Regions from separate parts of the Homo sapiens genome. Here region 2 is linked to region 1. Evidence: read pairs that join two places in POLR2A ChIA-PET (ENCODE). Cell type or tissue: OCI-LY7. All regions are shown on one strand. Each heading gives the region's core, and the rest is flanking DNA. Links, peaks and the distances in the headings are about the cores only.

The links. Peaks named below come from ENCODE experiments on the same cell type or tissue, not always from the same donor. Only the 100,000 strongest peaks of a DNase experiment are listed, where the experiment ranks them.
Region 2: POLR2A ChIA-PET joins it to region 1 with 5 read pairs; 2 of 35 experiments call an interaction of 5 or more read pairs at or near these places.

The regions. Positions count from the first base shown.
Region 1 is chr19:37,971,046-37,986,906 of GRCh38, forward strand. The region is part of intron 1 of SIPA1L3 (signal induced proliferation associated 1 like 3); the gene reads left to right. Among named protein-coding and RNA genes, the nearest start is that of SIPA1L3, 72 kb to the left of the region's middle. RefSeq lists a silencer at 2,990-3,049 and enhancers at 7,161-7,270, 7,311-7,420, 8,785-9,164, 10,814-11,315. In OCI-LY7, for the core only: a CTCF peak has its summit at 4,097; DNase peaks (open chromatin) are centred at 4,146, 7,166, 8,016, 8,586 and 2 weaker places; H3K4me3 peaks cover 3,596 bases; H3K27ac peaks cover 7,207 bases.
Region 2 is chr19:38,120,694-38,136,554 of GRCh38, forward strand. SIPA1L3 (signal induced proliferation associated 1 like 3) reads left to right here. Exons shown (of 22, transcript NM_015073.3): 10 at 9,805-10,079. Among named protein-coding and RNA genes, the nearest start is that of SNORD152, 34 kb to the right of the region's middle. RefSeq lists a silencer at 63-263 and enhancers at 9,407-9,907, 9,908-10,408, 11,889-12,389. In OCI-LY7, for the core only: no CTCF peak of the experiment used is centred there; no DNase peak of the experiment used is centred there.

The DNA of each region.
Region 1 (15,861 bases), core at 4,095-12,094:
TTGTGTTTTTTTTTGAGATATAATTTATGTGTGTTAAAATTTGCCCTTTTTTAAAAATTTATTCCTCCCCCACCTCCCATGCTTTTTTTTGTTTGTTTGTTTGTTTGTTTGTTTTTTGGAGAATGGGGTCTCACTCTGTTGCCCAGGCAGGTCTCAAACTCCTGGGTTCAAGTGATCCTCCTGTCTCTGCCTCCCTAAGTGCTGGGAGTGCAGGTGTGAGCCACTGCACCTGGCATATTTGCCCTTTTAAAACATTTGATGGTTTTCAGTGTATTTTCCAGGCTCTTTAATCATCATAACAATCTATTTGCAGAACATGATCACCACCTCAAAAAGAAACCCTGAACCCATTCCCGCTTCCCTGATTCTGCCCTGTGATTTTCCCATCCCTTCAGCCCCTGGCACCACTAATCTTTCTGTCTCTATGTATTTGCCTGTTCTGGACATTTCATGTAATTGGAATAATGCAGTATCCATTTCTGTCTGGCTTCTTTCACTGAGTGTCATGTTTTTTGTTTTTTGGGGTTTTTTTTTTGCAGAGACAGAGTCTTGCTCTGTTGCCCAGGCTGGAGTACAGTGGCGCGATCTCGGCTCACTGCTACTTCGCTTCCCAGGTTCAAGCAGTTCTCCTGCCTTAGCCTCCTGAGTACCTGGGATTACAGGCGTGTGACACCATGCCCAGCTAATTCCTTTTGTATTTTATTAGAGACGGGGTTTCATTGTGTTGCCCAGGTTGGTCTCGAACTCCTGAGCTCAGGCAATCCGCCCGCCTCAGCCTCCCAAAGTGCTGGGATTACAGGTGTGAGCCATCACGCCCGGCCTGAGTGTCATGTTTTTAAGGTTCACCCATGTTGTGCATGAATCAGTACTTCATTCCTTTTTGGGTTGGATAATATTCTGTTGTACAGATAGACCACATTTTGCTTATCCAGGCATCACCTGATGGACCTTTGGGTTGTTTCCACGTTTTAGCTATTATGAATAATGCTATAAACATTCATATATAAGTTTTTGTGTAAAGATATTTTTCAGTTCTCTTGGATATCTACATACTTAAGAGTGGAGTTACTAAGTCATGTGGTAACTATGTTTAGCTTTTTTAGGAATAAGGCAGAGATACCTAGTGTGTGTGTGTGTGTGTGTGTGTGTGTGTGTGTGTGTCATGGGCCCTTTGACATCTTTTTCTCTCAGTTGTGTTTTTAAGTTTATAAAATGTAGGATGACAAAGGAAACTAATTGTCTTAAAATGTAGTTTTTGAAATACGAAGATAAATTTGTGATATAGTGTGGCAAAATCCATTGGCAGATCTAACTACCATAATTCCAAAGTAACAAAGGGCATAAGTGCTATTTTGAGACGTTTGTAAGAACTGTGGGCTGGGTGTGGTGGCTCATGCCTGTAATCCCTGTGCTTTGAGAGGCTAAGGTGGGAGGATCACTTGAGGCCAGGAATTTGAGACCAGCTTGGGCAGCATACTGAAGCCCCATCTCTACAAAAAATTTAAAAACTTAGCCGGGCATGGTGGTGTGCACCTGTAGTCCCAGCTACTTGGGAGACTGAGGTGAGAGGATCCCTTGAGCCCAGGATTTTGAGGCTGCAGTGAGCTGTGATTGTGCCACTGCATTCCAGCCTGAGCAACATGGGGAGACCCTGCCTCAACAAAATAAACCAACAAAACTGCAATGTGATAATATACCTGTGGTTTCTGTTGGTGACAAATTTGTAAGCATGAAAACTATAGTTTGCCTATATTCCTAATTGAAGAAAATGCTGAATTTCTGTTAGAGATTAGTGAAAATAAAGAGGTAATTCTGCCCCCTTCCCCCCAAATTAGTGGAGCTCCTGAATTCTATCCTGCTTCAAAGAGCATGACCCAGAAGTTGCACACATTTCCTTCACTCCTTCCCTGTGATCCTGATTAGTTACATGGCGACAGCTAGCTGCAAGGGAGGCTGGGAAATGTAGTCCTCATTCAAGTCAATCAGGTGCCTGGCTAAAATATAGGGGTTCCGTTATTAAAGGAAAGGGGGGAGGATAGGTATTGGGGGACAAGAAGTCAATACTGTACTGCAGTACACACTGTGCAGCCACTTTCTCACCCAGGTCAGAACACGTGTTCTTCTCATAAGCACCTGCCAGAGGAGTTAGTTTGGCTTTGGGGACCATGGTGTATGAAAAAAAAGCGCATCTTTTTTTTTTTTTTTTTTTGAGATAGAGTATTGCTCTGTCACCCAGGCTGGAGTGCAGTGGCGCAATCTTGGCTCACTGCAACCTCCGCTTCCTGGGTTCAGGTGATTCTCCTGCCTCAGTCTCCCAAGTAGCTTGGGTTACAGGCATCTGCCACCATGCCCAGCTGATTTTTTATATTAGTAGAGACGGGGTTTCACCATATTGGCCAGGCTGGTCTCGAACTCCCGACCTCAGGTGATCCACCCACCTCGGTCTCCCAAAGTGCTGGGATTACAGGTGTGAGCCACTGTGCCTGGCCAAAAAAAAAAAAAAAAAAAAGCGGGAGGGGGGCGCATCTTGAAGCACTAAAACGCCTCTCAGCACTCTGAGAGTGCTGCTCGCATGACGAAGAACTGAGGCTGCCTGAGGGAGTAGCGTATGCCTGTCCCCCATCCCACACTCACACCAGAGCAAATGCTTAGGAAGTGGAATGCTGGGTATCTGTTCTGCTTAAATTATTTGTCCTTTAGTGAGGGGTAAGGGGATCCTAGTTGAAGTTATGAGAGGTAAACATTTGATACAACCTCTCTGTGCCTTTTTACTGTGCAGTAAGATGTGTGGTTTGGCTTCTCAGATGACTGGATGGTGATGCTATATTGGAACTCTTGATTCTATGTGTCAGACTCCACCCTCGATCACCCAAGGCAGAAGAGGGATTGATGTGTTGGCCTGGAGTCCCAGGAAGATCAGCAACAGAGAGTGGGCAGCTCAGGCCTCCGGCAGCAAATTAACAGGACATGGGCAGCCCAGAGGCAAAGTGACTTCCCCATTGTCCTGGTTGTAAAGGCTGAAGGGTCATGATGCTGATCTAACATTGGTAACAGCTGGACTTTATTGAGCACTTCCTGGGTGCCTGGCAGTATTTGTTTTCATCAACCTTATGAGATGGGTCCTGCCATACCCCACTTTCCTGATGTGTAGGGACTCATCGACCTCCTCAAGATCATATAGTTACTTATTTGTGGCTGGGCATGATGGCTTGCACCTGTAATCCCAACACTTTGGGAGGCCGAGGCAGGAGGATTGCTTGAGCCAGGAGTTCAAGGTCAGCCTAGGCAACATGGTGAGATCCCATCTCTACAAAAAAATTAGCCAGGTACAGTGGTACGTGCCTATAGTCCCAGCTACTCAGGAGGCTGAGGTGGGAGGATCACTTGAGCCTGGGAGGTTGAGGCTGCAACAGCAAGTCATGATTGTGCCACTACACTCCAGCCTGAACAAGAGTGAGACCGTGTCTCAAAAAAAAAAAAAAAAGTATTGATTCATGGCAGAGGTGGGGTTTGAACAGAGAGTCTGGTTCTAGCCGGTACTGTCATGAGGGCAGAGGGTGAGATGCAGGAGCAGAAGGCTTGACAGCCTGGACAGAGGAGTTTGTGTTTTCCTTCATGCTTTCATTTCGTGAATCTTTGTTACTGATGATGACTTTTGAGTTGACGTGATTGTGCCATCCCAGCCTCCCCTCCCTCTGTTCTAACACCCAGTGGTACATCCCCTTCCCCAACAGCACCATCAGACACACAGGTGGCTCTTGTGGAATCTCTCCATTCCCCATTATTCTAGGCCAGCCCTTCTCCCTTATCCTAGTTTTAAACATGAATTTATAAAGGGTAGTTAATTTGTGGCCAGGTGTGGTGGCTCACGCCTTTAATCCCAGCACTTTGGGAGGCTGAGGCGGGCAGATCACGAGGTCAGGAGATCAAGACCATCCTGGCTAACATGGTGAAACCCCACCTCTACAAAAAATGCAAAAAAAAGTAGTTAATTTGTTACTCAGCAAATCTCTACGGTGCCTACCAGACTCCAGATCTGGGCTGCTGGACACAGGAACATCGTTAAGCAAATCCCGGCCGTCGTGGAACTGACAGCCTGGAGGGGACGCAAGAGACTTGGGCATTCAACAGATAACTTCAGAGTCCCAACTGCAGCTGTGATACATACCAAACAGGAAACAGAGAGAGAGCGAGGAGAGCATATTAATGTGCGGAACCCAGGGCCTGACCCGGGGACCAGGAAGGAGGATGGCAAGGAGGGCTTCCCGAGGAGGCACCGTGTAGGCCGAGCCTAGAGCTGAATGGTGGCAGAGAGGGAACAGAGCACTTCCAGGGGGAACTGGAAAGCCCTAGACACATCACCCCAGTCCTCACTCCCACTGAACTCTGAGGAGACGGCTGCAAGTCGAGGCTCCCCACCCACCAGCACGTCACAGTGTGTCCAGGCTCAGGGTCCCCATCTGTAAGATGGGAGTGATATTGGTCATGGTGCCCATTTCATTGGTGGATGTCACTGGTGGATTAAATGAGTTACTATATGTAAAACTTTAGAACAGCTCCTGGCCTGTGGCAAGGGCTCTATAGGTTTAATTAGTCATTAAAATTAAAATTTGTATGTTGTAGGTCTAAAGATGGCTAATAAAAAATCACCCCACCCAGGCCAGAATCCAAGTTAGAGGACTGCTTGACAGGGACTGCCAGACACAGACTTGGTTGTGGGAGTCAGGGGTGCAGCCTCTGGCTACCACCCCCAGGAGGCATTCAGAAATGGGGGGTTGGCCGGGCGCAGTGGCTCACGCCTGTAATCCCAGCACTTTGGGTGGCCGAGGCGGGTAGATCACTTGAGGTCAGGAGTTCAAGACCAGCCTGGCCAACATGGTGAAACCCCATCTCTACTAAAAATAGAAAAATTAGTCATGCGTGGTGGCGGGCGCCAGTAATCTCAGCTACTTGGGAGGCTGAGGCACGAGAATCACTCGAACCCAGGAGGTGGAAATTGCAGTGAGCTGAGATTGCACCAGTGCACTCCTGCCTGGGTGACAGAGCAAGGCTCTGTCTTAAAAAAAAAAAAAAGAAAGAAAAGAAATGGGGAGTTGGTCTCACAATGAGTGGTGGGGGCCAGGGATGCTGACTGACCTATGCACAGGAGTGTTCCACCAAACATGCCCACGGCGCCCCAGGGGAGGGTTGTCCTGGAGGGGATTTCCTTGGGTCTTCGTCTTGTTGTACGTCTCTTATTGGGTTTCTCTCCCTGGGGTGGAAAGATGGCTGCTCTTGGAGATGCAGGCTGCCCCTGAATGCCCTGATCACTGACTCCAACTTGTAAAATATTTGTAAGATGCCCCCGCACTGCAGCACTGGGAAGCAGTGCCGGCCAGTCTGGCAGAAAGTGTGAAACCCAGTAAGTGATCTGCTTTATCAATCCAGGTTCTTGGGTTGCAAGCAACAGAAATCAACTCAGGCACCCTGAGGCCCTAAAAGGGTCGAGCAGCTCTGGGGTGTCTCTCAGTGGATATTCTTGGGCACTTTTTTAGGGCCCTGCATTGAAGAGCTTAGACACTGCAGCCCGCCTCCTGGGTGAGAATCCCAACCTCACTCCTTATTCATAAGCATCTCAAGCTTTCTGTGCATCAGTTTGTCGGCTATAAGATGGGAATGAGAACCGGAGGGTTGCTTTGAGGATTCAGTAAGTTGATATTTGAGACGTGTTTAGAACAGTGTGTAGTGTAGAGTATGTGGCTAGATATATACTAGCTGCTATTATTTTTATTAAGTGCTGTGGTTATTACTATTAGTATTATTTTTTTGAGATGGGGTCTCACTCTGTCACCTAGGCTAGAGTTCAGTGGCACAAACACAGCTCACTGCAGCCTCAACCTCTTGGGTTCAGGTGATCCTCCCATCTCAGCCGCCTGAGTAGCTGGGACTATAGGCATGTGCCACCATCCCCGGCTAATTTTTTGTATGTTTTTATAGAGACAGGGTCTTGCCATGTTACCCAGGCTGGTCTTGAACTCCTGGGCTCAAGCAGTCCACCCACCTGAGCCTTCCAAAATGCTGGGAGTACAGGCATGAGCCACCTCACCCACCTAGCCTACCATTATTATTTTTATTTTATTAAAAAAAATTTTTTTTATGAGATGGAGGCTTGCTCTGTCGCCCAGGCTGGAGTGCAGTGGTGTGGTCTTGGCACACTGCAACCTCCACCTCCTGGGTTCAGGCGATTCTTCTGCCTCAGCCTCCCAAGTAGCTGGGACTACAGGCACGCACCACCATGCCCGGCTAATTTTTGTGGTTTTAGCAGAGACAGGGTTTTGCCATGTTAGCCAGGCTGGTCTTGAACTCCTGACCTCAGGTGATCCTGAGGTCCTGCCTTGGCCTCCCAAAGTGCTGGGATTACAGGCATGGGCCACTTCACCCGGCCTCATTATTATTTTTATTGGCAGCTTGAAATTGAAATCCCTGAGCAAGAGGAAGCCATTGGCCCAGTTTGGATCAGGTGGGTGGGCAGGTCCCATGATTGGCAGTCCCCTCCACGCCCCCCCCCACAGAAGTAGGAGGAACGAGGGAGAAACAGTTGTCCCCAGGAAAAGTGGGCTGCTGTCACCAGAAGTTGGGGCAGAGACTCCAGGCTCCAGGCAGGTCCAGAGCGCCCGTGTCCTCCATGCTCAGTAACTGGACTCAACAAATGTTGGTTACTTCCCTGCTTTGTGCCATGGCCTCTGCTGAGCACAGAAGACACAGAAGGGACAGTGATTTGCACGGTCTCCTCCTCACAGGTCCTGTAGTCCAGAAATTGAGGGTCCTGGTTAAAACTAAATGCCTAGAACAGTGCCTGGCCTTTAGGAGGTCCTTCGTAAATGTTTCCTCAATGAATAAACACACAGGGAAGTGCAAGAGTTTTATGGAACACACAACAAAAGCATCCCACTAGTTATTTTAAAGAAATCCATGTTTGTACCTTTAGTCTCCAGGATGAGGTTCAGAGGGGTGTCCATGCACACAGTAGGTGTTTAATAAATGGGGACTAAATTATCTAATAGGTGCATGGTCCTGCAGCCTGTCCGGTGTGACAGTTGAGGGCAGACCCAGAGTTGGGGAGCTGGCTGCCTTCTCTGTTGAACAGGATGTGCAGACGTGGCTCCAGGATGCATCTCTGTGGAATGCAGTCGCTAATACAAATGAGCTTCCTCACGTCACAAGGCATCTATTATGTGGACAGTTGGGCGATGGGCCGTGGGACTGGGCGGGCTCTCTAGGGGAGTTTCAGAGCCACAGTTATGTTTAGGGCCTTCCTTTGGAGAGGGACTTTTCCCCATGAATGACTCTTAATAACAAAGATAATAATAGCCACCACTTTCCAGGTGCCTGAGCTGTGCAAAGGGATTAACCCATGGACTCCTCACAATGGCCCATGAAGCCAGTATATGATCCCCATTGTGCTGAGGCTCAGAGAGGGAAAATAACTTGCCTGTTGTGTGCACAGCAAGTGAGAAATTGAGGTGGGATTCTGGCCATGGTCTCTTGCTCCAAAGCTTGGGTTTGTCCTTCTATACCATGCACAGCCTGTTTTCTCTCTCTAGTACTAAGTTTAAAACAATATTATTTTTATTAATTTGCATATAGTACAATATTTAAAAATAAAAAGGCCAGGCACGGTGGCTCACACCTATAATCCCAACACTTTGGGAGGCTGAGGCGGGAGGATCACTGGAGTCCAGGAGTTCCAGACTAGCCTGGACAACATAGTGAGACCCTGTCTCTACAAAAAATTTAAAAATTAGCTGGGTACGGTGGCTCAGGGCTACAGTCCCAGTCACTCGGGAGGCTGAGGTGGGAGGATCTGCTTGAGTCCAGGAGGTTGAGGCTGCAGTGAGCTGTGATCGCACCACTGCACTCCAGCCTGGGTGACAGAGACCCCGTCTCAAAAACAAAACCAGAAAAAAAGGCAGTTTCCCTTCCACACCCAAACCCTTCACAGAAGCAGCCACTGTGACCTGTTTCTCACATCTCCTTTCAGAAGTCATGAGTACAAGCAAATCTATAAACATGGCAGCTGGGCTCAACATTAAGGGTGGCCACCTGTAGCCTGCGGGCGAGATCCAACTCACTGCCTGTTTTTGTATGGCCAGGGAGCTAAAAATGGGTTTTACGTTTTTAAAAGGTTAAAAAAAAGTTAACACTATTTCATGCCACGTAAACCTATATGAAATTTAGGTTTCGCCAGGCACAGTGGCTCACGCCTGTAATCCCAGCACTTTGGGAGGCCGAGGCAGGTGGATTTCCTGAGGTCAGGAGTTTGAGACCAGCCTGGCCAACATGGTGAAACCCTATCTCTACTAAAAAAAAAAAAATACAAAAATTAGCTGGGCGTGATGGCACACACCTGTAATCCCAGCTACTCAGGAGGCTGAGGCAGGAGAATTGCTTGAGCCCGGGAGGCGGAGGTTGCAGTGAGCCGAGATCGTGCCACTGCACTCCAGCCTGGGCAACAGAGCGAGACTCTGTCTCAAAAAAAAAAAAAAAAATTTAGGTTTCACTGTCTATAAATATTTATTGGAACACGGCCCGCCCATTTGGTTGTGTATTGTCTGTGGCTGTTCTTACACTGTAATGGCAGAATTGAGTGGTTGCAACAGAGACAAGTGTGACCCACCCCCCAAACCTACAATATTTGCTCTTTGGCCCTTTACAGAAGAAGTTTGCTGATCCCTGCACTACACACTTTCCTTTAGTAATGCGTGTTAGAGACAGTTGGCTCTCAGCACTTTTCTTGCGTGCTAACTGTGCTCCCCAAAAGCAGAGCCCAGCTGCAAGCCGTGGGCATGCCCAGGTTCGGCTGGCGGTGGGTCTGTTGGTGCCTCCGCGTGCACACTCACTCTGAGCATTTCTTGGGCCCTGGCTGCGTGGCAGGCCGCTGGCTGGGAGCCAGGGCAGGTCTAGGCCTGCCCTCAGGAATCCACAGGCCGGTGGGTGGGGAGAGTCAGACAGTATCGGGCAGTCCTGTGGAGGGATGTATTCAGGCCTGCTCTCACAGGCCTTCCTTGACCCTCTCCCCATCACTCCCACTTTGTTTTTATTTGTGGCACTTAAATAAAAAATAGGTCATGCATTTATATGCTTCAAAATCAATTCTATGTGGATGTGTGAGCAGTCTCTGTCCTCCACTCCTCTCCCTGCCCACCTTGTTCCTTCTCCCCTTACGTAATGATTTGTATTTTCCCTTGGGTATCCGTCTAAGGTATCATTATATCAATACAAGCAAATATGAATATATATTTTTGTCTTCTCCTTCCTTCGACAAAAGGTAGCCTACTCAGTACTCTGCTCTGCACTTTGCAAATGTTTACTGAACAGTATGCCCTGGAGATCCTCTTATTTTAGTGTTCTGGTGGAAACTGAAGGGTGGGTAGGAGTTAATAAGGCAAAAAAGAAAGGTGTATCTTAGGGTGGGGGAAGCATGAGGAAGAGCATTCTAGGCAGAGGGAACAGTGTGAACAGCATGCTTCCAGGTTCCGGGGAGCGTGGCTCCCTCCAGAGCAGGGGGAAGGCCTGGGAGGCTGAGGCCAGGGAGGAGGGGGCCCGTCGAGGCATGAAGGTTCAGCAAGGCCTGATGGTCAATGGAGGAACCGTGCCTTTAATTCTGAGCTCACCCGGGTGTGGGGTTCTGCTCTGTTTCCTTCCATGCCCTGATTTCTCTGTGGCCAAGTACACTTGGCCGTCATTCCATATGACCAAGGAGAGGCCAAGAATGTCCTCGAGAGAGGGTTATTGGGGCTGGTTAATGATGGAAGAATTTCTCCTGTGAGCTGCGCTCAAGAAGTGTGACCTGGTGTCTGGGAGGTTTCAGGCCTGTTCCTCCTGCCTCCTCAGTTCTTTCTAGTCATGAGACACGGGACACATCCCATCAGTTCTCATCTTTTCAGTAGACACAGTCGTAGTGCCAAATACAGGCTTTGTTTGGAGGGTAATGCATACACCGTGCTCAGTTCCAAGTTGGCCACATAGTGAGTGCTCAAGATGTGATAGAGATGGCTTTGGTTCTTTTTATAGGGCTGGTTTGGGCTCATACTTTGTTAGTATAGCTCATGATTAAAGGTTTGGGGATTCTGTGAAGTGCCTTATGCCTGTAATCCCAGCATTTTGGGAGGCTGAAGCGGAAGGATTGCTTGAGACCAGGAGTTCAAGACCAGCCTGGAGAATACAGCAAGACTCCCACCTCTACAAAAAATGAGCCAGGTGGTGGCACGTGACTGTAGTCTCAGCTACTCAGGAGGCTGAAGTGGGAGGATCACTTGAACCCAGGAGGTCAAGGCTGCAGTGACCTATGCTTGTGCCACTGTACTCCAGTCTGGCGACAGAGGGAGACCCTGTCTCAAAAAAAAAAAAAAAAAAGAGTTTTGGTTTGATCACCTGAGTTCTAATACCTGCTCTGCCACTTCTTGTCCGTGTTGAGCAGGTTACTTAACCTCTCTGTACTTGATTTTTGTCACTTGCAAATGAAAGTGATAATACTTGCCTCTTGGTCCCATAGATGCCGGCAATTATTATTATTCCTATTATTTCACAGCCTCTGCTGTACAGTATTGTCAGATGACGCAGTGCCAGTGGTAGCAGCGTCGCCATCATTTCAGCAGCAGTGCCCTTCGTTAGCTGTACCACCTCACCTTTTCTGCAGGACACCTTCCCGCAAATCCTTTCCTGTCAAAGGGTTAGGGTAGAGTTGCTCCGTGAGTATTTAGGAAAGGAGGCCCTGGAAGAGAGGATTGTCTCTTTAGTCCCTTTATGAGTCATTGGCCATAGAAAGTTACATGACCACCCATAACTGCAGGGAAGGGTGAGAGATGGAGAATTTTCCTAATCGCCTCCCACACAGAATATAAATATCACCACCACAGCTGTGTGCAGTACGTATTTGTGAGCACGTTAATCTATCTTGCCATCAGAGAGGCTGGCTCCAGCATCTTACGCATGTCCACGTTGTGGTCAGTTTGCAAGAAGTCACCCGTGATATGTGGCAAAACAGCCGGACTCCCAACATAAAGTGCTGGAAGGAAGACTGTGAGGGACACAGTTGTAAAGGTTCTCGAATTGTATCTGTCTGATCAGAGAAACAATTTAATGTCCCAGATCAAAGTCGAGAGGCAGGCTCTGGGAACTGGGCTGTGAGCAGCCAGAGAAAGGCGGCAGAACCAGTTTCTTCAGGGCAGGTCTCTTTTATCTGCTTGTCTGATTGCCTGGTGGACACTCCATTGGCTCCCAGAGGCCTTCCTGGTCATCTCCTCCCTCTGGCTGGGTCCTTGATCTTTGCAGATGGCTGCGTCCCCTGGGGCCAGGGAGCACCTACTGTGTGCCTAGTGCTGGCCAAGGTACTGGAGATAATCATAGGTAATGTTCTTCCAGCGTTCACCATGTGCTTGGTGTTGCGGTTACTTGAGTGAACTCATGTAATCCTCGCAGTAGCCCTATGAGGTGGGACAGTGTTAGGTCCATTACAGACATGGAGACAAGCCCAGGGCTGCTATGTCACTTCCCCAAGGTCACAAAGCTAGTTAGGGGCAGCCTCTACCGTCTGGATCAAAGCCCGCCATGTAAATGGCTCCAGCTTTTGCAGGCCACATGCACGTCTTCAGAGCTTTCTCCATAATGGACTCTTTTGGAAGACCCTGGCCTCCAAGGGCTGTATAGTGGCTTATGGCTCTCCCAGTTAATGGTGCTTATGAATGTGGCTGTGGAGGGAGAGAGGCTGGGGCTGGACAACCTGGGCTTTCCCGGTGTGACCTGTGGCAGCCAGAAAGAGGGACGGGGTCAAGCAGGGGCATCTTTGTCCACCCTTAGCTCCTCCTGGCTATTCAGGACCCACCTTACAGGTTCCTGTGGCCTCCCTGGGTTGTCTTCCTGGGGTCGAGGGTTCTCTGGCAGGCATACCATGGTGCCCTTGCCCCTCTACCCCGACATCCCAGCCAGGCCATGTTGAAATTGCCTTTTCATTTGTTAGTTGATCTATGCAAAATGTTGGGAGGGCAGGGGCCTTGCATCTACTTCCCTTGGCCCAATCCTGGCTGTGCAGTAGGTTTTAAAAACACGTCTGAACAAATGAATAAATAAATGACTCATGTGATGGAACTAACATCTAAACAGAACTTAACTTGCAGTATCTTCTGGGCAAATGCCACATCTGGGCTAGAGAGGCAGTGGAGGGTGGTGGTTGAAAGCCGACCCTGGAGCCACGTGCTGGGAGTTGAAATCCAGTTCTGTCGCTTACTTGCTGGGTGACCTCGGACAAGGGACTGCACCTCTCAGGACCTCAGTTTTCTCATCTGTTAAGTGGGATAATAGTAGGACCTGCCCCACGGAGCAGTTGTGAAGGTTACGTGAGTTGAAATGTTAAAGCATCTGGCACAGGCACTGGCTTAAGAGTTAGCAGCTGCTCCTAGGCACCGTGCAGTAGCGTTGACCATGAAGAGTAACCGAGTCTTAGCCTCAGGTATGCGGAGAGACCAGCTCAGTTCCAGGGGAGATGTTGTTCACCTTGTGAACCTAAGAAACAGTGGTTTCATCCAAAAAAGATTGCTCAGACCTGGCATGGTGGCTCACACCTGTAATCCCAGCACTCTTGGGAGGCTGAAGTGGGTGGATTGCCTGAGCTTAGGAGTTCGAGACCATCCTGGGCAACATGGTGAAACCCCGTCTGTACAAAAAACACAAAAATTAGCTGGGCGTGGTGGCATGCATCTGAGGTCTCAGCTACTCAGGAGGCTGAGGTGGGAGGATAACTTGAGCCTGGGAAGCAGAGGTTGCAGTGAGCCAAGATCATACCACTGCCCTCCAGCCTGGGTGACTGAGCGAGACCCCATCTCAAAAAAAAAAAAAAAAAAAAAGATTGCTCAGCACTGATGAGGAATTGTAACTGTAACCCTGATCAGTAAGCTTGCTTCATACAGGCATGATTCGAGTGGAGATTTTTGGAGTTGCACGAAACTATGTGTTCTTTGTGGGAGAAGTTGGGAGAAAGACCCAGCCCGGCTGAATCTCCTGAGAACAATGAGGCACTTTTTGCAGATGCGCTGTCCTTCCAGTCTCAGGGAGCGCTGTGTGAGCCCTGCGCAGGGCGGGGCAGCGAGGCGGTTAAGGGCTGGATTCCATCCTTACTAATGTGTGACCTTGGGCAAGTAACACCAAGCACAGTCAAAGAGAAAATTAGTAAATGAAATTCACTCTGAGTATAGAATAGAGATAAAATACATAGAAGTAACAAAACGGGTGGAGTGAGAAGAAGCATACATCTAGTAGGATTTCCAGAAATAAAGCTAGAAGGAGTGGTGGGGAGGCAATATTAGAACTAATGCTAAAAATGTGCCATAATTGAAGACTTGCATCTCAATGCTGAAAGCTCACAACGAGTGCCAAGCAGAGACTGGATAAAAAGAAATCCCCCAGATAGATTATTGTGAGGCTGCGAAACATTAAGGAAAGAGAGAAAACCTTGGAAACTAGCAGACTAGGCTAGGGCAAGTAACAAACCATCTCTAAGCCTCGGTATTCATTTCTGCAAAGTGAGGAAAAGAACTAGTTACTATGTGACCAGCTTACTAATGAGCTTGGAACTAGTAAAGATCTTTTTGCATAGGTCCTGACACATAGCAAGTGTGCATTAAATGTTAGCTGCGTTACTGTTGGTGTCATAAACGTTAATGACAACAGTAGTGATTGTTCTGTAGGCTGCTGTGGAATATGGCTGGTACTCCACAGATGCCTCTCATGCAGGCAACTCTGTAGCAAACTAGAGCATGTCCTTGTGGTGATCCCTGAAGAAGAGAATAGTCATTTCATGAACGTGACTGGAAGTCAAGATTTGTGGATTCCTTCAACAAATATTTCTGGGGCCTCTTGTCTGTGCTAAACACTGTTTCAAGGCCCAGGTATGCAGCAGAGAAGACAGACCTAGTCCTTGCTGTCCTGGAGTACAAGGTCTGGTGGAGGAGACAGACTAGAAATAAACAGTATTTATCAGAAGTGATTGGTAGTGCTATTAAGACGTTCAATTATTGTAGCATTTTGGGAGGCCAAGGCAGGAGGATCAGTTGAGGCCAGTTTGAGACCAGCCTGGGCGACAGAGCAAGATTCTATCTCTTAAAAAAATTGTTTTTTTCTTTTTTTTTTTTTTTGAGTGTGGGTCTCTCTCTGGTTGCCCAGGCTGGAGTGCAGTGGTGCAATCTTGGCTCACTGCAGCCTCAACCTCTCTAGCTCAAGCAATCCTCCCACCTCAGCCTCCTGATTGAGACTAGAGTCATGTGCCACCATGCCCAGCCAATTTTACGAAGAAAATTGTTTTAGTCAAGTGTGATGGCACATGCCTCTAGTTCCAGCTACCGGGGAGGCTGAGACAGGAGGATCACTTGAAGCCAGGAGTTCAAAACCAGCCTAGACAATAGAGAGAGAGAAAGAAAAGAAAGGAAAGGAAGGAAAGAAACTAAACCAGGATAAAGTGAAGTGAGTGGTAGTGGTGGGAGGGGTGTCTTAGAGGGATGAGGAAGGGGTCTGTCCGAGGAGGTGACATTTAATCTGAGACTTGAAAGATGAAAAGGAGCCAGTCATGCACACAGGTGGGTGAACAAGGGTGAGAATGTGTTGGGAGGGATTTGTAGTTTGTTCCCCAAAGCCTCCATTTGCTTCCATCCTAGGGGTGTTTGGAGAGGATGGCTGTGGGGAGCTGACTTTGGCGTCTAGGAAGAGAGGTGGTGGGCCCAGAGGCCGGGCCCCTCCCTGGCTCCTCCCAGCCTTCCCAGGGCCCTTACCCAGGGATGCGGGGCCACAGGGAAGAGACCCTTCGCCCCTTGGGTGGACTCCCTGACTTCCCAGCCAAGAATGTGGTTGTCCTTTTTGTTCCAAAGGTGACCCAGCTGCGCCGTCATGCGAGCAAAGCGGTGGCGCTTTGTGCCTGAAGCCCACTTTCTCCTTCCCCAGATAGATCAGCTCAAAGCTGTCTGCCCTAGAGAAGCTCCAGAAAGCAGCCAAGCCAGACTGGGCATGCTGCTTGGGGCTGTGGGGGAATTAACCATCTCTTTTCTTTGTGTCAAAGGTGGGGAAGGTATTAAAGCAACAGGGCTTCCTGGATAGAGCCACAGTTAGGAGCCCAGATTCAGGGCTTAAACTCCGGCTTCCCCACTTACACCTTGGGCAAATGCCTTCCATGTGCCTCACCTTAGCTTTCCCATCTGTAGAATGGGACAGTAATTCCTGTGCTTAGAAAAGTGCACACAGGATGTGCTACATAAGTGTTATCACCTTCCAATTTTAACTCGAGGTGAGATGGCTTTCTCTTTCCTCTAGTTTCTTGTCAACAGTTAAGACACTTGCATTCGACTTCTGTTTCTCCACACCAGCCCGGTTCTTGCCCAGGAGCTTGGCGTCTGGCAGTCAGCCAGGCTTCAGGTGCCAAAAGCAGCCCCTTTGCTGGGGAAAAGCAGGTTATTTGATGCCAGGAAGCTGAGAATTGTCAGGATGTTTGTCGCCAGCGTTGGGGGCCTGTGTGGTGCCTCCACAAAAGGGACTGCTCTTGCTTGCCAGGGAGAGAAGACTGCTTCCTCCAGGGCAGCTTCTTCTTTTCTTAACCCTGGCTGCACGAACCCTATTAGAATCAGGTGGGCACTGTTTACAACGTGCCCGTGCCTGCCTTCCCCTTTCCCCTCTTCCTGTGTAAAGGGCCTGAGGCCTAGGTGTGGAGACTTTTTTTTCTTAGCTGCCTGATGTGCCTTCAGGGACACTCTCTGAATTCAGGGGCATTCACAATCACTGAATGTAGCTGAGAACCACCTGGGGGTCGTGATAAAATGCAGGTTCTCATTCATCTGGTCTGAG
Region 2 (15,861 bases), core at 2,933-10,932, 150 kb after region 1:
GTCTAGGTAGAAATCTTCCCCTAAACCCCTCGTGGACAAACCAAGAGTGGCAGATTGGTGATAGCTTAGCTGCTGTCTGCCTGAAGCATTGTGCTGAGAAGTACTCAGGCCCCATCTAAGCTCCACAAGAAAGAACACTGTGGTCAGTGATTGCCTCTGCAGTGGGTTTGGCAGAACGCCGTGCCATGTGTGCTAAATAGAGATAGCATATAACACGGCAGTTCAGAGCACAAGATCTAGTCAGAAGGCCTGGCTTCAAGTCCCAGCACTGCCACTTACCAGCTGCATGACCTTGAGCCAAGTTATTTAGCTTCTTTGTGATTCAGTTTCTTCATCTGAAAAGCAGGTACAAGAATCATTCTGCATTGCTGGGTGCAGTGGCTCATGCCTATAATCCCAACACTTTGGGAGGCCGAGGAGAAAGGATTGCTTGAGCCCAGGAGTTTGAGACCAGCCTGGGCAATACAGTGAGATGCCGTTTCTAAAAAAAAAATAAAAAAATAAATTAGCCGAGGCAGGTAGATCATGAGGTCAGGAGATCAAGACCATCCTGGCTAATACGGTGAAACCCCATCTCTACTAAAAATACAAAAAATTAGCCAGGCATGGTGGTGGGCGCCTGTAGTCCCGGCTACTTGGGAGGCTGAGGCAGGAGAATGGTGTGAACCCGGAAGGCGAGGCTTGCAGTGAGCTGAGATCACGCCACTGCGCTCCAGCCTGGGTGACAGTGCTAGACTCTGTCTCAAAAAATAAAAATAAAAAATAGGCCGGGCGTGGTGGCTCACGCCTGTAATCCCAGCACTTTGGGAGGCCGAGGTGGGCAGATCACAAGGTCAGGAGATTGAGACCATCCTGGCTAACACAGTGAAACCCCGTCTCTATTAAAAATACAAAAATTAGCCAGGCATGGTGGCGGGTGCCTGTAGTCCCAGCTACTCGGGAGGCTGAGGCAGGAGAATGGCGTGAACCTGGGAGGCGGAGGTTGCAGTGAGCCGAGACCCTGCCACTGCACTCCAGCTTGGGTGACAGAGCGAGACTCCGTCTCAAAAAAAAATAAATAAACAAACAAAAAATAAATTAGCTGGGCATGGTGGTGCACACTTGTGGCCTCAACTATTCAGGAGGCTGAGTGGGATGATCACTTGAGCCCAGGAGTTTGAGGCTGCAGTGAGCTATGATCACACCACTGCACTCGAACCTCGGCAACAGAGAAAGACCCGGACTCAAAAAAAAAAATGAAAAAGTGGCCAGGCGCGGTGGCTCACACCTGTAATCCCAGCACTTGGGGAGGCCGAGGTGGATGGATTATTTCAGGTCAGGGGTTCAAGACCAGCCTGGCCAACATGGTAAAACCTCATCTCTACTAAAAATACAAAAATTAGCCAGGCGTGGTGGCACACACCTGTAATCCCAGCTACTCGGGAGGCCGAGGGAAAAGAATTGCTTGAATCCGAGAGGCAGAGGTTGCAGTGAGCTGAGAGTGAGCCACTGCACTCCAACGTGGGTGACAGAGCAAAACTCTGTCTCAAAAAAACAAACAAAAGCAAACTCCTGTGTTCCTCCCCACCCCTCTCAGAGGTTTCCTGACTTTGTAAAATAGAAGTCCTCTACTCAAATAAGGTTTTAGGGAAAAAAAGGTCGACTCCATCCCTCCATTTGCGGATGTCAGAGCTTTGGCATCAGCCTGGGCTCCACTCTCTCTCATGCCCACATTCGTCAGCTCCACTTCTGTAGGCAGGCATCAGCCACCTCTCCCAGAGCCCTCACCCTGGAGCGAGCCACCCTGGTCTCTCCCGGACACTTTCGATGGTGTCCTTTCTGGTCCTTCTTACCCCTGCCCTTGCTTCTCTGTGGCCTGTTCTCGACGTGGTAGTGAGAGCAATCTGATCACATCACCTCTCTGCCTAAACCCTCAGGTCACTCTAGGTTAAAGCCTCAGTCCTTACAGAAGCCCATGAGGCCGGGTGTGAACTGGCTCCCTGTCGACTTCTCTGACCTCATGTCACTGTTGCGCTCTCTGCCCCAGCCATGAAGACCTCTGAGGTTTCATGCGCATGCTAGGGCGGCGTCCAGCCTCAGGGCCTTTGTACCACCTCTTGCTGGAACACTTCTCTGATCACCACATGGCTCGCTCCCTTTCCTCCTACAGGCCTTTGGTCACATGTCGCCTTGTCGGTGAGGCCTCGTTATCTAAGATTGCACACCCCCTCCCCTGGCTTGGAGCACATTCACGCGCTTTGCCTGCTTAACCACCATCTGCCATGCACTGTGTGTTATCTGTTCACTGCCGTGTCCTCAGCACCTGGGCCAGCATCTGGTGCACAGTAGCCGCTGAGTGAGCAGGAACCGAGTGCAGGCACAAATGCGTCGTATGCTATAGTGGCCGCAATAGTGAGGATCAAATGGGCGCCAGCTCTGCGTCAGACCCTGCTCAGCACCTTGGGTGGTCTTGCGTCTCTTGCTCACAAAAGCCTGATGAGGTCCTCACTTCGCAGATGAGGAAACTGAGGCCCAGAGATACCTTGACTTGCCCAGAGCCCAAAGAGCCTGGGTTTTGGAGTTTTTTTTTTGTTTTTTTTGTTTTTTTTTTAATTGATCATTCTTGGGTGTTTCTCACAGAGGGGGATTTGGCAGGGTCATAGGACAATAGTGGAGGGAAGGTCAGCAGATAAACAAGTGAACAAAGGTCTCTGGTTTTCCTAGGCAGAGGACCCTGCGGCCTTCCGCAGTGTTTGTGTCCCTGGGTACTTGAGATTAGGGAGTGGTGATGACTCTTAAGGAGCATGCTGCCTTCAAGCATCTGTTTAACAAAGCACATCTTGCACCGCCCTTAATCCATTAACCCTGAGTGGACACAGCACATGTTTCAGAGAGCACAGGGTTGGGGGTAAGGTCACAGATCAACAGGATCCCAAGGCCGAAGAATTTTTCTTAGTACAGAACAAAATGAAAAGTTTCCCATGTCTATTTCTTTCTACACAGACACGGCAACCATCCGATTTCTCAATCTTTTCCCCACCTTTCCCCCCTTTCTATTCCACAAAACCGCCATTGTCATCATGGCCCGTTCTCAATGAGCTGATGGGTACACCTCCCAGACGGGGTGGCGGCCGGGCAGAGGGGCTCCTCACTTCCCAGTAGGGGTGGCCGGGCAGAGGCGCCCCTCACCTCCCGGACAGGGCGGCTGGCCGGGCAGAGGGGCTCCTCACTTCCCAGTAGGGGCGGCCGGGCAGAGGCGCCCCTCACCTCCCGGACGGGGTGGCTGGCCGGGCGGGGGGCCAACCCCCCCCCACCTCCCTCCCGGACGGGGCGGATGGCCGGGCAGAGGGGCTCCTCACCTCCCAGTAGGGGCGGCTGGGCAGAGGCGCCCCTCACCTCCCGGACGGGGCGGCTGGCCGGGCGGGGGGCTGACCCCCCACCTCCCTCCCGGACGGGGTGGCTGCCGGGCGGAGACGCTCCTCACTTCCCAGACGGGGTGGTTGCTGGGCGGAGGGTCTCCTCACTTCTCAGACGGGGCAGCTGCCGGGCGGAGGGGCTCCTCACTTCTCAGATGGGGCGGTTGCCAGGCGGAGGGTCTCCTCACTTCTCAGACGGGGCGGCCGGGCAGAGACGCTCCTCACCTCCCAGACGGGGTCGCGGCCAGGCAGAGGCGCTCCTCACATCCCAGACGGGGTGGCGGGGCAGAGGCGCTCCCCACATCTCAGACGATGGGCGGCCGGGCAGAGACGTTCCTCACTTCCTAGATGGGATGGCGGCCGGGAAGAGGCGCTCCTCACTTCCTAGATGGGATGGCAGCCGGGCAGAGACGCTCCTCACTTTCCAGACTGGGCAGCCAGGCAGAGGGGCTCCTCACGTCCCAGACGATGGGCGGCCAGGCAGAGACGCTCCTCACTTCCCAGACGGGGTGGCGGCCGGGCAGAGGCTGCACTCTTGGCACTTTGGGAGGCCAAGGCAGGCGGCTGGGAGGTGGAGGTTGTAGCAAGCCGAGATCACGCCACTGCACTCCAGCCTGGGCACCATTGAGCACTGAGTGAACCAGACTCCGTCTGCAATCCCGGCACCTCGGGAGGCTGAGGCTGGCGGATCACTCGCGGTTAGGAGCTGGAGACCAGCCCGGCCATCACAGCGAAACCCCGTCTCCACCAAAAAAATACGAAAACCAGTCAGGTGTGGCGGCGCGCGCCTGCAATCGCAGGCACTCCGCAGGCTGAGGCAGGAGAATCAGGCAGGGAGGTTGCAGTGAGCCGAGATGGCAGCAGTACAGTCCAGCTTCGGCTCGGGATCAGAGGGAGACTGTGGAAAGAGAGGGAGAGGGAGACCGTGGGGAGAGGGAGAGGGAGAGGGAGCTGTTTTGTTTTTTGAGATGGAGTCTTGCTCTGTCCCCCAGGCTGGAGTGCAGCAGAGCGATCTCGGCTCACTGCAACCTCCACCTCCCGGGTTCAAGCATTTCTCCTGTCTCAGCCCCCCAGGTAGCTGGGACTACAGGCGCCCGCCACCATGCTCAGCTAATTTTTGCCTTTTTAATAGAGATAGGGTTTCGCCATGTTGGCCAGGCTAGTCTCGAACTCCTGGCCTCAAGTGATCCACCCTCCCTGGCCTCCCAAAGTGCTAGAATTACAGGCCTGAGCCACTGTGCCCGGCCAAGCCTGGGTTCTTAAACACTAGGCTACTCCGCCTCCCCTAATCTTGACAGCAGCTCGCGTTTCTTGAGCAGGGACCATGCCAGGCACCATGCCAGGTGACATGTTTTACCCACATCCTCACTGTGCCACTCTGTCCCACACCCACCCCCGTGCCTACTGTTGGCGGAGTCCTTTTGGAGCATATTTCCACAGCCATACCCCCACCCCCACCCCCAGTCTCAGTGCCCCAGAGCCTGCTGGGGAACCAGTGGGCCAGGGAATGGTGACATAAGCCATCTCCCGTGGAGGGGCAGGCCCGTTTTGAATGACTTGTGACAGTGAGTCTCTCTCTTTGTGAAGCACCCACAGGGTACAGATTCCACACTCTCCCCGGCAGGCTGACTCAACTGCCCCAGACATCCTGAACTAACGGTATCCCATCACTGGTTAATTGAATGAGTGTTGTTATGCGCCTGGCCTTGGCCTGGCCAGTGCTGGGACATAGTGATGACCATAACAGACCCAGGCCTACTTTCATGGTGCTCCTCTCTGGGACAGATATTAAACACGCAATTCGGCCAAGCGCGGTGGCTCACGCCTGTAATCCCAGCACTTTGGAAGGCCGAGGCGGGTGGATCACCAGGTCAAGAGATCGAGACCATCCTGGCCAACATGGTGAAACCCCATCTCTACTAAACATACGAAAAAATTAGCCGGGCGTGGTGGCGGGCTCCTGTAGTCCCAGCTACTCAGGAGGCTGAGGCAGAAGAATGGCGTGAACCCGGGAGGCGGAGGTTGCAGTGAGCCGAGATTGCACCACTGCACTCCAGCACTCCAGCCTGGTGACAGAGTGAGGCTCCATCTCAAAAACAAAAACAAAAACAAAACAAAACAAAAAAAAACACCACGCAATTGAAGTGCCAAGAGCTTAAAAGGGGGGTGTGGAGGATGCCAGGAGAACCTATCAGATGGTGCTAAATCAGACAAGGAGAAGGTCTCAAATCCACAGGTTGGATACAGTCCCAGATGTATTTAGTTAGTTACCACAGTTTAACATTTAGAGCAAGCTTGTCCAACCTGCAGCCCAAGAGGGCTTTGAATGGCACCCAACACAGATTCATAAAGTTTCTTAAAACATTATGACATTGTGAGTTTTTTTGTGATTTTTTTAAGCTTATCAGCTATCATTAATGTTAGTGTATTTCATGTGAGGCCCAAGACAATTCTTTTTTTTTTTCTTTAAGACAGTCTCTCTCTGTTGCCTAGGCTGGAGTGCCATGGTGCAATCTCAGCTCACTGCAACCTCCGCCTCCCCGGTTCAAGCGATTCTCCTGCCTCAGCCTCCCAAGTAGCTGGGATTACAGATGTGCACCACCATGCCCAGCTAATTTTGTATTTTTAGTAGAGACGGGGTTTCACCATGTTGCCCAGGCCGGTCTTGAACTCCTGACCTGAGGTGATCTGCCCACCTCAGCCTCCCAAAGTGCTGGAATTGCAGGCATGAGCCACTGTGCCCGGCCCAATTTTACTTTTTAATTATAGAAAATTGCAAGCATACACTAAAGCAAAGGGAATCATATAAGAACCCCAGTCTTGGCCGGCTGCAGTGGCTCACACCTGTAATCCCAGCACTTTGGGAGGCCAAGGCAGTTGGATCACCAGAGGTCAGGATTTCGACACCAGCCTGACCGACATGGAGAAACCCCGTCTCTACTAAAAATACAAAATTAGCTGGGTGTGGTGGCGCATGCCTGTGATCCCAGCTACTTGGGAGGCTGAGGCAGGAGAATTGCTTGAATCCAGGAAGCGGAGGTTGCGATGAGCCAAGATTGTGCCATTGCACTCCAGCCTGGGCAACAAGAGCGAAACTCCGTCTCAAAAAAAAGAGAACCCCAGTCTTCATTACCATCTACAATAGTTACTGACCCATGGCTGATCTTGTTCTTTCTTCCTTCCCTCTCTTTCCCAATTATTTTGAAGAAATCCTAGACATCTTATCATTTCATCTGTAAATTTTTCAATATTTATTTCTAAAAGATACAACTCTTAAAACATAACATAGCCATCATACATAAAATAAAAAATTAACGATAATTCCTTATTGTCAAATAAACACATTGTCACCCATGAGTGGGCTATAAAATCAATCACAGAGATGTAATTTTTTTTATTTTTAATTTTAACTTTAATTTTTAAAGACAAGGTCTTGGTGTCACCCCGGCTGGAGTGCAGTGGCACAGTCATCGCTCACTGCAGTGTCACTCTCCTGGGCTCAAGCCTGCCTCCCACCTCAGCCTCCCAAGTAGCTGGGACTGCAAGCGTATGCCACCATGCTCAGCTAATTTTTTTTTTATTTTATTTTTAGTAGAGATGAAGTCTTGCTATATTGCCCAGGCTCATCTTGAACTCCTGGGCTCAAGCAGTCCTCCTGCCTTGGCCTCCTAAAAGTGTTGAGATTACAGAGATTACAGGTGTGAGGCACTGCACTCAGCCCGAGTTGCAACAGTGTTAAAGGTTAGATATCTTAGTCCACTTAGCCTGAATATAACAACATAGCTTAGGTGGGGTAGCTTATAAGCAAAAGCAATTTATTTCTTCGCATTTCTGGAGGCCAGGAAGTCCAAGATAAAGGTACCCGCAGGTTCTGTATCTGGTGAGGGCCCCTTTCAACTTCACGGATGGCACCTTCTTGCTGTCATGGTGGAAGAGGTGAACAAGTTCCTTGGGCCTCTTTTTTTTTTTTTTTTTTTTTTTTTTTTGAGACAGTCTCGCTCTGTCGCCCAGGCTGGAGTGCAGTAGCGTGATCTCGGCTCACTGCAACCTCTGCCTCCTGTGTTCAAGCGATTCTCCTGTGTCAGCCCCCTGAGTAGCTGGGATTACAGGCGTATACCACCACGTCAGGCCTCTTTTATATGGGCACTGATCCCCTTCATGAGGGTTCTGCCGTAGTAATAGGATGGGAAAGAATAAAAAGTGTCACAGTGTGCCTCAGTGAGTAAAGATAAGACTATTTTATGAAGCATTGTTTTGGTCACACGTTTCCCCCACTTTCCAAATTCTCGCCGTCCAAATCAGGAACCAAACAGATTCAGTGACATTTTCAGGTAAGTACTTTACCATCCAAATGCTTACTTCTTGCTATCCACACTCAAGAATGTGACGGATTTGAATTGCAAGGAATATTTGTGTCTGTGGGCATGTGTGTAAAACACGAATGTGTAGAGTAGTTTGTGACGTAAAATTATTTCTAAAACACGAATTTGTAGAGTAGTTTGTGACATAAAATTATTTCTTTCCTTGGCCGGGCGCAGTGGCTCACGCCTGTAATCCCAGCACTTTGGGAGGCCGAGACAGGTGAATCACTTGAGGTCAGGAGTTCGAGACCAGCCTGGCCAACATGGTAAAACCCCATCTCTACTAAAAGTACCAAAATTAGCTGGGTGTGGTGGCAGATGCCTGTAATCCCACCTACTCGGGAGGCTGAGACAGGAGAATTGCTTGAACCAGGGAGGCGGAGGTGGCAGTGAGCTGAGATCGGGCCACTGCACTCCAGCCTGGGCGACAGCGAGACTCCGTCTTAAAAAAAAAAAAATTTATTCCTTTCTTCAAGTGGTGGTGAGAAAAGTATGAAAGCGGGCATCCTGATAGGTATGTTACATAGCATCATTTCTAGCCAGGGGATGACTTCTCACAGGAAATGTAAGCCATTCCGTTATCTTTCCATAACGCAGTTTTAGGAAAGGGCAGGCATTCTTGACAACTTGCTTAATAGCCATGGCTGGTTACATTCATCTTGTTTTTATCCCAAGAAGAGGGGATCGCTTAACAGCATGCTGGGGGGAGGGGGCAGGGCTCTATTCAGCAGGTCCTCAGATCTTATGGTAACACATTATCCAGGGGAATATCTCACCCAGTGAAGCAGGGAGTCCTGGAGGCCAGGCCCTGCGTGGTCCGATCAGCTCCATGTTGGGGGAAGGTCTGAGGAGGAGATGGGGAAAGGGTTTCTTCCTCCAAGAATGGTGTCACGAGGCCGGGCATGGTGGCTCACGCCTGTAATCCCAGCACTTTGGGAGGCCGAGGCGGGCAGATCATGAGGTCAGGAGTTCGAGACCAGCCTGACCAATATGGTGAAACCCCGTCTCTACTAAAAATACAAAAAACTAGCCGGGCATGGTGGCGCGTGCCTGTAATCCCTGCTACTGGGGAGGCTGAGGCAGGATACTTGCTTGAACCCGGGAGGCGGAGGTTGCAGTGAGCCGAGATCACGCCACTGCACTCCAGCCTGGGCGACAGAGCGAGACTCTGTCTCAAAAAAAAAAAAAAAGAATGGTGTCACGAAGTAAAAGAATATAATGTGAGTTCCCAACCTAGAAAAGGTCCCAGTACTTCTGGTCTCATGCTTCCTTGTGTATTTTAGTTAGAGTCATTGTGTCAGTCAGGATACAGTATTAGTGGCTTAAAGCAGGTTTGGCTGGGTGTGGTGGCTCTCACCTGTAATCCTAGCACTTTGGGAGGCTGAGGCAGGTGGATCATCTGAGGTCAGGAGTTCAAGACTAGCCTGGCCAATATGGCAAAACCCTGTCTCTACTAAAAATACAAAAATTAGCCAGGCGTGGTAGCAGACGCTTGTAATCCCAGCTACTCAGGAGGCTGAGGCAGGAGAATCGCTTGAACCCAGGAAGCAGACGTTGCAGTGAGCTGAGATCATGCCGCTGCACTTCAGCCTGGGCGACAGAGCAAGTCTCCGTCTCAAAAATAAATAAATAATAAAATGATGAAATAAATACCACAGCCCAGAGGACATGGCAGTGCCACTCGCAACTCTTTGGCCAAAACAAGTCCCAGGGCCCCACCCAACCACAAGGGAGCCAAGAAGTGCAATCCCACTGACCCCAGGAAGGAGGGAGTTCGGGGCCTTTGGAGCCACAGCTCATGACTGCCATGGTCTCTGCAAGGTTAGAAGCCACGGGGTCGCATATCCACATTTCCCCTCCAGAAATCAGGAAGCCAGGCTGGGACCGGGTGCGTGTTCCCCCTGCGGGTCCCCTGCCATCACCCGGGAAGGTATTAATAGATGGGAGTTGGCAGGTTTTTGGCTTCAAAGCGGGGAACGTGACCAGGGGTCTTCCAGAGGAGCTGACCCAAGCAGCTTCTGAGGCTCGATCCTGCCTGTGGCCTGCAGGTGATGACCAGTGGCTGGGAGACGGTGGACATGACGCTTCGGCGGAACGGGCTCGGGCAGCTGGGCTTCCACGTGAAGTACGACGGCACGGTGGCCGAGGTTGAGGACTATGGGTTCGCCTGGCAGGCCGGCCTCCGGCAGGGCAGCCGACTAGTGGAGATCTGCAAGGTGGCCGTGGTCACACTGACCCACGACCAGATGATCGACCTGCTGCGCACCTCTGTCACTGTGAAGGTGGTCATCATCCCGCCTTTTGAGGACGGCACTCCCCGGAGGTAAGGGCCTCCACCTTTCAGCCAGGTGGTGGGTGGCAGCTCCCAGATCGCTGGCATGAGGCCTCCCTGGCACTGTCACTTGAGGTCCCAATAGAGGGGGGATAGGCAGGCCCTTCTAGGCAGGAATAGTGGCAACAGTGACAGGACGGGGAGGGCACATCTACAGAGCGCTTACTGTATGCCAGTTATTGGTTTAGCCCTTCATACGTGCATGATCGCATTTAATCTCCACAGTTGCCCTGTGAGGGGAGAGCCTCATTCTTCCCATTTCCTACATGAAGCACAGGATGTTAATAGTTGCTTGCCTGTGGGCCCCCCACACTTCATTCATTTGTTCAAAATGTGTTTATTGAGCCCCTACTGTGTGCAAGCTCTGTTCAAAGTGACCACAACAAAGTGCCTGCTCCCTTGCGGTTTGTGTTCTACAGGGAAAGACAGGCCGTGAAGAAATAGGTGTGTCATACCGGATCAGGTAGTACTAAGTCTCAGAAGGAAATTAAAGCAGGGTAATGAAGGGGCTGCAGCACGATGGGAGAGCTGCTTACAAGGCGGGCAGAGAAGGCTCCACGAGGCTCCACAGGGAGGCAGCCATGTGGTTTTCTGGCCAGCGGGCTCCAGACAGGAGCTGGCCAGGGCACAGCCTCCCCAGTGTACATGGGTGATGTGTTCCTGGAGTACGGGGAGGCCCATGTGGCTGGAGCAGAGCGAGCAGGAGTGAGAGCTGAGAGCAAAGGACAGAGAGGTGACCAGGCAGGCGGTGTGGGCTTCATGGGTTTTATTCCATGCTTGGGTTTTATTCCATGCTCAGTGGGAAGCTGGTAGGTGACTTATTTATTTTGTTTTGTTTTTTCTTTTGTTGTTTTTGTTTTTTGTTTTTTTAGATGGAGTCTCGCTCTGTCGCCCAGGCTGAAGTGCAGTGGCGTGATCTCAACTCACTGCAACCTCCACCTCCCGGGTTCAAGCGATTCTCCTGCCTCAGCCTCCCGAGTAGCTGGGACTACAGGCACGTGCCACCACGCCCAGCTAATTTTTGTATTTTTAGTAGACACGGGGTTTCACCATGTTGTCCAGGATGGTCTCAATCTCTTGTCCTCGTGATCCACGTGCCTCGGCCTCCCAAAGTGCTGGAGTTAACAGGCGTGAGCCACTGCGTCCAGCCAACAGCAATTTCGTAGTGTCAACTATCTAGACTGGGTTCACACCTGTAATCGTAACACTCTGGGAGGCTGAGGTGGGAAGATCACTTGAGGCCAGGAGTTCAAGACCAGCCTGGCCAACACAGTGAGACCCCGTCTCTGCATCTCTGCATCTCTGCCTAAAGGAGAAAAAAAAAACAGTGCAGTTGTAGCCCCAGCTATTTTCAGGCTGAGGTGGGAAAATCACTTGAGCCTAGGAAGTTGAGGCTGCAGGGAGCCATGATTGTGCCACTGCACTCCAGCCTGGGCAACAGAGGGAGACCTCATCTCTTTGTTTTTTAAACAGTTGTTCATCAGAATTCTCCTATTGGCCGGGTGTGGTGGCTCACACCTGTAACCTCAGCACTTCGGGAGGCCGAGGCGGGCGGATCACCAGGCGGGAGTTCAAGACCAGCCTGAACCAGGCTGGAGTCCAAGACCAGCCTGACCAATGTGGAGAAACACTGTCTCTACTAAAAATACAAAATTAGCTGGGCGTGGTGGCGCATGCCTGTAATCCCAGCTACTCGGGAGGCTGAGGCAGGAGAATTGCTTGAACCCGGGAGGCAGAGGTTGCGGTGAGCTGAGATCGTGCCATTGCACTCCAGCCTGGGCAACAAGAATGAAGCTACGTCTCAAAAAAAAAAAAAAAGAAAAAAAGAATTCTCCTATTGCATTTGATTCATGTATCTCTTGAGGCTCTTTTTTTTTTTGCTTTGAGACAGAGTCTTGCTCTGTCACCCAGGCTGGAGTGCAGTGGCGCAATCTTGGCTCACTGCAACCTCCGCCTCCTGGGTTCCAGCGATTCTCCTGTGTCAGCCTCCTGAGTAGCTGGGATTACAGGCATGTAGCACCACACCTGGCTAAATTTCATATTTTTAGTAGAGCTGGGGTTTCACCATGTTGGCCAGGCTGGTCTTGAACTCCTGACTTCAGGTGTTCCACCCACCTCAGCCACCCAAAGTGCTGGGATTACAGATGTGAGCCACCGCGCCTGGCCTTTTCCTTGCAGTTTATTTTGGAAAGAAACCAGGTCACCTGTCCTTAGAGCTTCCCCCTTCCTGGCTTTAGCTGGCGGCCTCCCCATGGTGTCCTTTAGCCTATTGCTCCACCACTGGTATTTTCTGTAAACTAGAGTCAAAGATGGAAGCTTGCTTAGGCCCCAATGGGATGTCTTTCGGCCGCAGCACTCCTAGGTATGCATCTGTGAGAAGGCACTGCGTGCCTGGTCTCCCCCTGCAAGTGACACTAGGGGCAAGCAGAGGCTTCAGACAGCGGCACCTGGCCATCACCACATGTCCCCTCCAGTCCTGTTTCACAGCCCAGCAGCCACTGCTAGGCCCTGCCTAGATCCATCATTTCATGACGGTTTGCAGACGAGTGCCATCTTCATTCTGTCATTCCTTCTTCATATATTGGCTGGAATGCTTCTAAAAAGAGCTTTCTTTCAGTAACCGTTTAGTTACCCTGAGGTATAATTTGTACAGAGAAGACAAGATAAATACAGTTTTCAGAATAATGAGTTGGTCCCTAGCAACCTCCAGAAGTGACCAATGAGAGAGACGCACCATGTTCTCAGCTCTGGAAACAGTGCACAGAGGACAGCCAAGGCCTTGGCCTCATGGAGTGAGGCCCCAATGGGTCAGGGGAGACAAACAGTAAACAAGTAAATGAATGAGATGATTTTATATCACAGAGTGGGGAGGCAGGAGAGCATAGCAGGAGAGGCAGGCTGTCTAGGTTTGAATCCCAGCTCTTCCCCTTGTTACCTTTGACCCTAGGGAAGTGGCCTTACCACCCTGTGCCCGGTTTCCTCATTTGTAAAACAAGGACAATAACGTCCTTTCCACAAGAGCGTTTGTGAAGTTGAAGGAGATCCAACTTGTAAAGCACGTAGGACAGGCCAGACCCAGTGAATTTGTGACTGTGGAGTGCTGGTGGCTCTCAGCACTTTTGGAGGCCGAGGCCAGAAGATCACTTGAGCCCAGCAGTTCGAGACCAGCCTAGGCAACATAGCAAGACCTCGCCACTACAACAAATTTTTTTTTTTTTTGAGACTGAGTTTCACTCTTGTTGCCCAGACTGCAGTGCAGTGGCATGATCTTAGCTCACTGCAAGCTCCGCCTCCTGTGTTCAAGCGATTCTTCTGCCTCATCCTCCCGAGTAGCTGGGACTACAGGCATGCACCACCACACCCAGCTAATTTTTGTATTTTTAGCAGAGACGGGGTTTCACCTTATTGGCCAGGCTGGTCTCAAACTCCTGACCTCATGTGATCTGCCCGCCTCGACCTCCCAGAGTGCTAGGATTACAGGCATGAGCCACTGCACCCAGCCCAAATTTTTAAAAATCAGCTAGGTGTGATGGCACATGCATGTAGTCTCAGCTACTCAGGGTGAGATAGGAGGTTGAGACTGCAGTGAGCTGTGATCACACCACTGCACTCAAGCTTTCTCAAAAAAAAAAAAAAAAAAAAAAAAGCCAGGCTTGGTGGCTCATGCCTGTAATCCCAGCACTTTCGGAGGCCAAGGCGGGTGGATCATGAGGTCAGGAGTTTGAGACCAGCCTGGCCAATATGGTGAAACCCCGTCTCTACTAAAAATACAAAAATTAGCCGGGCATGGTAGCGTGCGCCTGTAGTTCCAGCTATTCAGGAGGCTGAGGCAGAAGAATCACTTGAACCCAGGAGGCAGAGTTTGCAGTGAGCCGATTGCACCACTGCACTCCAGCCTGGATGACAGAGCGAGACTCTGTTTCAGGAAAAAAAAAAAAAAAAAAAAAAAAAGGCACGTGGGACAGTACTTGGCCTATAGGAGGCGCTCGAGAGACACTGGCACCAAGATACTGGATGTGAGGACTGTAAAGGGCACATAACCCACATTGGATAGGGTGGTCCGGGAAGGCCCGAAGGTGAGGGCAAAGGCCCTTAGCTTGGAGACAGACCAGAAAGAGGACCTGCATGGCTGCAGCAGATTCAGCCAAGAGGAGGGCACAAGATGGGGTGACGATGAGTGCCATATTCACATATGACCTTGCTGGGCTCACACCAGGGCTGGTGTGATCTCTGCTTTGTAGACGAGAAAACCGAGGCCCAGAGTGAACAAGTCACTTTGCAGAGTTGTACAGCTAGTAAGCAGCAAAGCAAAATTCAAATCCAGGTCGGCCTGTCTCCATTATACTCTGCAGCCTCTGAAAGCCATCACGAGCTATTAATACACGGGCATGCGAGTGATGTCCCCACCCTCACCTTCCTGAGTCGTGCTTGCTCTCTCTCCACTTGGTGGGGGACAGTTCTGGGCAGGCCTAAACCCTGAACCTGAGGGTGTGGCCACCCCTACCCACATCCCAGATGGCTCAACCTCAGGACTCCAGTCATGCCCCGGGTGTCTCCGGTTCCCAGCCCTTTTCTCCTGCCACCTTCCTACCCTGCCCGGAGCCACAGCCCAGCCACACCTGCTTAGATCTCTGCAGGGGCAAGTCAAGGCCAGATAACCCCACAGGCAAGTGCCCTGGTGGCTACGCTCCTCGAGGAAGGACATGCACCCCTCTCCACACACTCCCACGGGTGCACACGATAAGCCAGCTTGCGCATCGCATGACTCTCACCCCAAACATGCAGGTAGGGACAAACTGAAAGGCAAAGAAAAGTCTGCAGTTCTCCAGCTTTGGGGAGACAGGGCCAGGGAGAGTGCAACCAGACAGAGGAGTTCTTCTCCCTGCCCTTTTCAGGAGGAAGACATTCCCTCCTGTTCCCTTTATAAGGCAGCTGCTGAAACAGGATCTCCCGTTTGCAGGGGTGGGCGTGGGTCAGGACTTGGGTGGTTTTTGTTGTTCTTCAAATGCAGAGGTGTGTAGCTGACCTCATTTGCAGAGCTGATGACCCAGGCTCTGGGCTTTCTCCAGCCTGTTGATGCAACCCTGGCTCAAATGTCTGTTGTAGTGAGCTCTGAGGCGAGCAGTGAGGACGGGATAGAAGTGCCCTCGCTGCCACCAGCCAGGCCGCATGGCTTGCACGCTGACCCCATGCTCTCAGACACCGAGGAGAATGCATGGGGTCTTCCTCCTACCCCCAGGCCACAAGGCTGGAGTTTTGTTTGGGTTTTTTTGTTTGTTTGTTTTAGTTTTGTTTTTCTTCTTTTTTCAGACGAAGTTTCACTCTCTGTGCCTAGGCTGGAGTGCAGTGGTGTGAGATCACGCCACTGCATTCCAGCCTGGGCAAGAGAGTGAGACTGTCTCAAAAAAAAAAAAAAAAAAAAAAAGAAGAATGCGTAAGAAAGTGGGAGCAGTGGTTGCTTCTGGTAGTTGAAACTGGAGGATGGGATTGGGAGACAGGGATGCGTGTTATATCATTTTAATCCTTAAAAAAAATTCAAGGGCCAGACGCAGTGGCTCACACCTATAATCCCAGCACTTTGGGAGGCCGAGGGAGGCGGATCACCTGAGATCAGGAGTTCAAGACCAGCCTAGACAACATGGTGAAACCCGGTGTCTACTAAAAATACAAAATGTAGCCGGGCATGGTGGCAGGCGCCTGTAATCCCAGCTACTCAAGAGGCTGAGGCAGGAGAATCACTTGAACCCGGGAGGTGGAGATTGCAGTGAGCCAA